2 separate regions of the Mus musculus genome follow, and region 2 is linked to region 1. The links are chromatin loops, found by intact Hi-C in ENCODE. Cell type or tissue: heart. All regions are shown on one strand. Each heading gives the region's core, and the rest is flanking DNA. Links, peaks and the distances in the headings are about the cores only.

Evidence for each region. Peaks named below come from ENCODE experiments on the same cell type or tissue, not always from the same donor. Only the 100,000 strongest peaks of a DNase experiment are listed, where the experiment ranks them.
Region 2: it touches region 1 in a loop (6-fold over the local background); 15 of 42 quality-filtered maps call a loop at or near these places.

Annotation. Positions count from the first base shown.
Region 1 is chr17:12,914,852-12,917,753 of GRCm38, reverse strand. It overlaps Mrpl18 (mitochondrial ribosomal protein L18), which reads left to right and starts at 1,663. Exons shown (of 4, transcript NM_026310.3): 1 at 1,663-1,807; 2 at 1,930-2,116. The coding sequence starts at 1,756. Tcp1 (t-complex protein 1) reads right to left here and starts at 1,425. Exons shown (of 12, transcript NM_013686.4): 1 at 1,125-1,425. The coding sequence starts at 1,188. In heart, for the core only: no CTCF peak of the experiment used is centred there; a DNase peak (open chromatin) is centred at 1,463; H3K4me3 peaks cover 2,500 bases; H3K27ac peaks cover 2,105 bases.
Region 2 is chr17:12,990,387-12,993,288 of GRCm38, reverse strand. It overlaps Wtap (Wilms tumour 1-associating protein), which reads left to right and starts at 1,030. Exons shown (of 8, transcript NM_001113533.1): 1 at 1,030-1,212. In heart, for the core only: CTCF peaks have their summits at 777 and 1,484 (motif pointing left); DNase peaks (open chromatin) are centred at 698, 1,018 and 1,408; H3K4me3 peaks cover 2,500 bases; H3K27ac peaks cover 1,994 bases.

The DNA of each region.
Region 1 (2,902 bases), core at 161-2,660:
TGACACTCAACTACCTATGATTTGCTAAAATCTAAAGTCTGTAATTACTATTTAAAAAAAAAAAAATCAAGCCGGGTGTGGCGGCGCACGCCTTTAATCCCAGCACTCGGGAGGCAGAGGCAGGCAGATTTCTGAGTTCGAGGCCAGCCTGGTCTACAAAGTTGCTTCCAGGACAGCCACAGCTATACAGTGAAACCCTGTGTGTGTGTGTGTGTGTGTGTGTGGGGGGGGGGGGGAATCACTTACTTAAGGACCAGTGAAGGTTAACTATTCTTTTTTCTATTTAGTATTGGTATATCACCGATTGCAAAGATTTTAATGCCTCAAATTATAAGCAATCTTAAGTTCATTCCTTACTACTACACTAGGGGGGAAAAAACCCTTTAAGTTCAGCCTTTCTCTTCAGACTCTGGCAAGTTTAGTAAGAATATTAGATAGTTCACCAGGATAAAGTAGTAGTAATTTCTAAGAGAGTTGTTTAAAAAAAAAAAAAAAGCACAACACAGAACACGGTTCCTGCAAGGGAATGCTTTCAAGAACAAATTCAACCACAGCAAACCACGTGCTTACTCGTATTAAAGTTAACCACGATAAAGGCAGCTAAAAGTATCGCTTAATAACGTTCAGTTTGCATTCCGTTACGTTTTACTGGGGGAGCAGCTGTCACCTGCAGATTCTGGGCATCCAAGAACCAGACCAGGGAAGGGAAGCAACGCAAAAGCCACCTAGATTCTATGAGCATCTTCTCAAGGGCCAATGGAACCGGTGAAAGCTACTCTTTTCTGGCTATGTCAGAGGTGCTCCAACCGGCTTGGAACCCAACAAAGGAGCAGAGGGGAGTGGCGGAGAAGTCTATCTGGAGCTCCTCTACTAGGTATTGGGGCACGGACGCCCACACCCATCTTGAACGCCTCCCCCAACCGTGTGCATTCTCGAACATTCTTCCCTTACACGGTAGGGCGCAATGGCGCCGAGCCGGCCGCTAGTGAGGGCGGATCCGGGATGGCTGGGCTTCTCCTGAAGGAACTTCACTGGGCCCGGCGGACAGCCCCGGCCTACGGACTGCGGCTGGGCTTCGGCCTGCGCCGCCGCGAGCTGGACCCTTACCATTCTCTCGCCCTTACCATTCTGGGAGCGGACCGCCTCCCCAGTGCTGCGGTCCCCGAACACGGACAAAGGACCCTCCATCTTCAGGAAACGAAGCAAAGCTCACTACGGCCGCAGACAACCGATAGCTCCGCTCTGAGACCGTTTAACGGCCACCACGGCGGGGACCACGGCGTGGAAAGGCCCGAGCGATGCCGCGGGGCCTGCTGGGTAACACGCCCTGCGCGCTCTCCACGCTCCACCAACCGCAAGGTCTGCCGGGAAAGCGGTAGGGATTGACAGACGAGGGCTGGGCGGGGCGAAAAACTGAAAACGCCGGAAGTAGGGGGCTGCGGGACGCTGGGTCAACTAGAGACAGTAGAAGAAAGGCGCGAAAGTGGAAAACGGAAGTCAGGCTCTTGGCCACGGCTAGCGTGTCCCGCCCTCCGCCTCAACGTCTGCGGTGATTGGTGAGCCAGGGATACCGATCGCTCACTCGGCCACTCAGCACCAGGGAGCTTGTTAGTTCCGGGTCCTTGAGACACCGAGGTACTGCCGGCCCTTGTAGCTTTACCCACAGTTAACATGGCTGCGACTAGTTGTTCCCCGAGACGACCCTGAGCAAAGGAAGATAGGGCACTGTGTGACTTTGCCCAGGTCCCGTCAGCCATGGCGCTTCGGCCGCGGTTCTGGAAATGTCTGTCAGTTTGCAGGAAACTGGGTAACTAATCTCGCCCCACCTCCTTGCCTGCGCTCTGTGCACAGTACGTGTGCATTTGCAAATGCGATTTTGTACCTGATGTGGGAAAGTGAAAGATGCATGTGATCTTTTTCATTTTCTAGAGTGTGGGTTCGCAGCCCTCTCAACCAGTTCCGTGCCGGCCGTGCAGCCCGACGTGGAGAGTAAGGAAAACGAAGCGGTGGCCCCGGAGTTCACCAACCGGAACCCTCGGAATCTGGAGCTCTTAGGGGTAGCTCGGAAAGAACGGGGCTGGGCTACCGTGTGGCCTAACCGTGAGTTCTGGCACAGGTAATTAAAGTCGGCTTGTGACTGACTAAGCTGTGCTTAGCACCTTACCAATTTCACCAATCCCCTGACTGATCCTGCCAGGTAAGCCTCGGGATGTGTCAGGAAGATGACATGTGGGTAGAAAGCGACCTTGGAGCAAGCAACTAGTTAGTTGCCTTGAAGAAAACTTAAACGGTAATTTGAGAATAAGCGGCTATGTCCTGAGGCCTCTCTGAAGGTGACATGTCAAAAAGCTGAGATCTAAAGGACAGGAAGCCGCGAAATCATTTGCCATGAAGGCTATTCTAGCAAAGGAGGCTAGGAGGCTGGGATTGAGTGTCTGGAACTGACAGGCCTGTGTACCTACCTGTTCAGTAAGTAAAGGTGTGTGTGTGTAAGCTGTTACAGAATAGAGTGCTAAGTAGAATTAGTTATTAGCGTGCACATTAGGGTAAAGTTTGAGCCTTAATGATTTTTTAATGGGGGGAATAAAGGTTAAAAGTTCATTAATAGAAACATTTTATGAAATACATTTTAAAATTTGTATTCATTTAAAGCACTTACTGAGTTCACTGAGGACCCAGGCAGCTTACAATGGTCTGTAATTCCAGTTCCCAGGGATCTGACACCCTCTTCTGACCTTGGCACACAGCGATACATTCCCAAAAATAATCATACACATGGAAATAAATGTTAAATTTTATTTTGGGAGAACTACGCAGTTTAGATGAGTACCTTCATCACACAAAGCAAGTGCTTTACCTCTGAACTGCACTCCCCAGCCCCAAGATGGCTACTAACTGAAAG
Region 2 (2,902 bases), core at 292-2,791, 75 kb before region 1:
TATTCACTCAAGCCAGGACTCATTCCAAAGTAACACATAACTATTAATGTCTGCATCCTCACCAGGAAACAGGATTTCAATGTATATTTCCATTATAAACAAAGTTGATCCTCCTTCTATGGAATATTTTAAGGATCTGTGAACCATCTGTTCACGTCCTTCTCCATTTTCTTTAGTTTTCCAAGGACCCTGCGATGTAAACTACCTAGTGGTGGCATCTGGTCTCTACTGTAACTGTATCCTTATAAATGATCTCAGGCAGGGCACCTACGCTGGGGATTAACCGGGCTCATAAAACCGACTAAGCCTAAATATGACTGTCCCATCTGGGAAGTGCTGAAGAGACTGCCGAGCACCGCTGTTCTTGCTAGAGTACTCCAGAACCCTCACCCGGCTGCCTTCCCGGGGCTTCCAGTCTGCCCACACGCGCAGCCTCCTGGCTCCTCGACTCAAACCCAAAGACGCCCCGGGGCAAAGCCGGCGGCCCCAAGAACGGCGACGGCTTCTAAGTCCCCCTCCCCCGCCCCCAACTTAAAACGAGGGGCGCTTAAGCATGAAGCCGCTGTCTCCCCGTTCCGGCACGATGCGCGGAAGCATCCTGAGCTGTGAGACTGCCTGGAAGAGCCAATCACGCGCTTGTCGGCTCGGATTCCTCCGCCCAGGCCGCGCAGCAGCCGCAGGTGGCCCCGCCGAGCTTGTCCGGCAGCGGCCGTCGTCCCGAGATGCCTCGCGGGTGACCTCCGACCTCGCGGGCCCGCCCTTCTCTCCGGCCGCTTCCCTTCCCAGCCCCGCTGAGCTTGCAGAGCCCCGACGGGGCCGGTGCGGGCTTCCGCGGACTGTCTCCGTGCGGCGGCGGCGTAGTGCCGCTGCCTCTCCGCGCCCCGAGGTCCCGAGCGGGGCCGAGCCGGCCGCCCCTCGCCCCTTCTCTCCAGAGGCGCCCGGCGCGGTGACCGAGGAGGCGCCCGAGAGGCGCGTCTCGGGTGAGTGGGCCACGGGCGGGGTCTCCGCGGCGCGCTCGGGGCGGGGCGCAGTCCGGGCGGGGCGGGGCCGGCGGCAGGGCCGGCTTTCCTCCCTCAGCGCCATTTTGTGGCTGCGAGACCCGCAAATAAAGGTTCTCGCCAGCGCTGCGGCGGGAGGAGCGCGGGGGGGCCGGCGGCGGCGCGGCCTCGGCCTGTGTGACTGGCGGCGCCCGCGCAGCCTCGGGCTGGGAAGGTAGGTGCAGCCCGCAGCGGGAATGGCCACGAGGGCCTGTGGGGCCGGGGAGCGAGGCGCGGCCGCCCTAGACCCGGGGAAATGCACTCCGGGCCGGAAGGGCGACCGGGCCTGCGGCCGTGCAGGTTTCCCGTTAGGCAGAGCGGTTTGCTGCCCGTGGGGATCCTTGCACCGCTTCGCGGCCATTCTACTTCCGTCCCTGACGGCAGGGGACAGGGCGGGCGTTCCCGCGGCCGGGGAGGCGGGGAGGCCGGAGGCCGCCCTCTCGGGGCTGACTGGCCATGCCGGTCCTTTCCCCGCCTCTGTCGCCCCCTCCCACCTTCCAGGGTTCGTCACCGGGGACCCAGAGGTACCCACAGTTCTGTATGGCACAAGTGAAGCATTCTGTTTTGTTTTTTGGGTTTTTTTTTTGTTAAAAACAATTCCGTACCACGTAGTAGCTTGTCTTTGCAACCACGTTCACCTGTGGACTTCCATTTTTACATAAGTGCATGCATTGTGAGAGTAGTTCTTTTTTTTTTTTTTTTTTGACAGCTTAGTGGAATTTTTCGTGAACTTCTAGTCTAGTTTTGGATTTCTGTATGGCTGATTTGACCGTATTTAAAATTGTTTTGCATAAGACAGCGGGTGCACGGTAGAACAAGACCTAAGTTTTCCTCTCTGTGTACATGTTTTATGGGCGTGGGGGGCGGCTAGGCCTTGTGCATGCACGCTAGGCCAGCCTTCTGCCGTTCAGCAATTCCCCGAGCCCACAGTTCTTGGTTTGAGAATGAGGAAGTCAGTTAATTTGACCCCAAAGGACTAAGAATACACTGTAAGCTGGTTGTAAAGATCGGTGAGCCTGTTAAAGCTTCAAGGAGCATGTTATAATCCTCTACGTTTTATTTACGCCTTTTTCATCGTTTTCACGCTCTACCCTAGCCTTTTCATTTAGTTAATTTTATTGTTTGGAAAGATAGGTGGAAGTCACAGATCAGTTACTACAAATTCTACCTTTCTTTCCCTTTAGCTTATGTTTGAGCTTTGGGACTGGAGAGTTGGCTCAGCAGTTTCTCTTCCAGCACCGGAATGATGGCTCTTGACCATCCTTAACTCTTGTTCTGGAATTTTGACTTCCCACTTCTGACCTCAGTGGGTGGCATCAGGCGTGCACGTGATGCACATATATACGTGCAAAACATTCATAAAACATTTTTAAATGCGGTCTGGAGAGAGATGGTTCAGCGGTTAAGAGAACTGACTGCTCTTCCAAAGGCCTGAGTTCAAATCCCAGCAACCACATGGTAGCTCACAACCACCCATAAAGAGATCTGAAGCCCTCTTCTGGTGTATCTGAAGACAGCTACAGTGTACTTACCATATAATAAATTTAAAAATTTTTTAAATGCCTTTTTTTTAAACGCTTTTTTTTCTTTTAAACCAAGCATCATGTTTTCTTATAGGTAAACATGTAGACGATTTGAAACTATTGAAAACAGACATTTTTGAGGTGGCTAGGTTTCACTCATTCATTCACTACTGCTGGGGCAAGTTAGGGGAGGTTGCAGTCTACAGGATGGCTTCTGATATGATTGAAACTGAATTTTAAGGATTTGGGCAGATGGGTTTCTAAGAGTGCTTTAGTTCTTCACTCTTAAACAGATGAGTGTGTTTGTACACTATGTTATGACTTGTATTTTTTGTTTTTGTT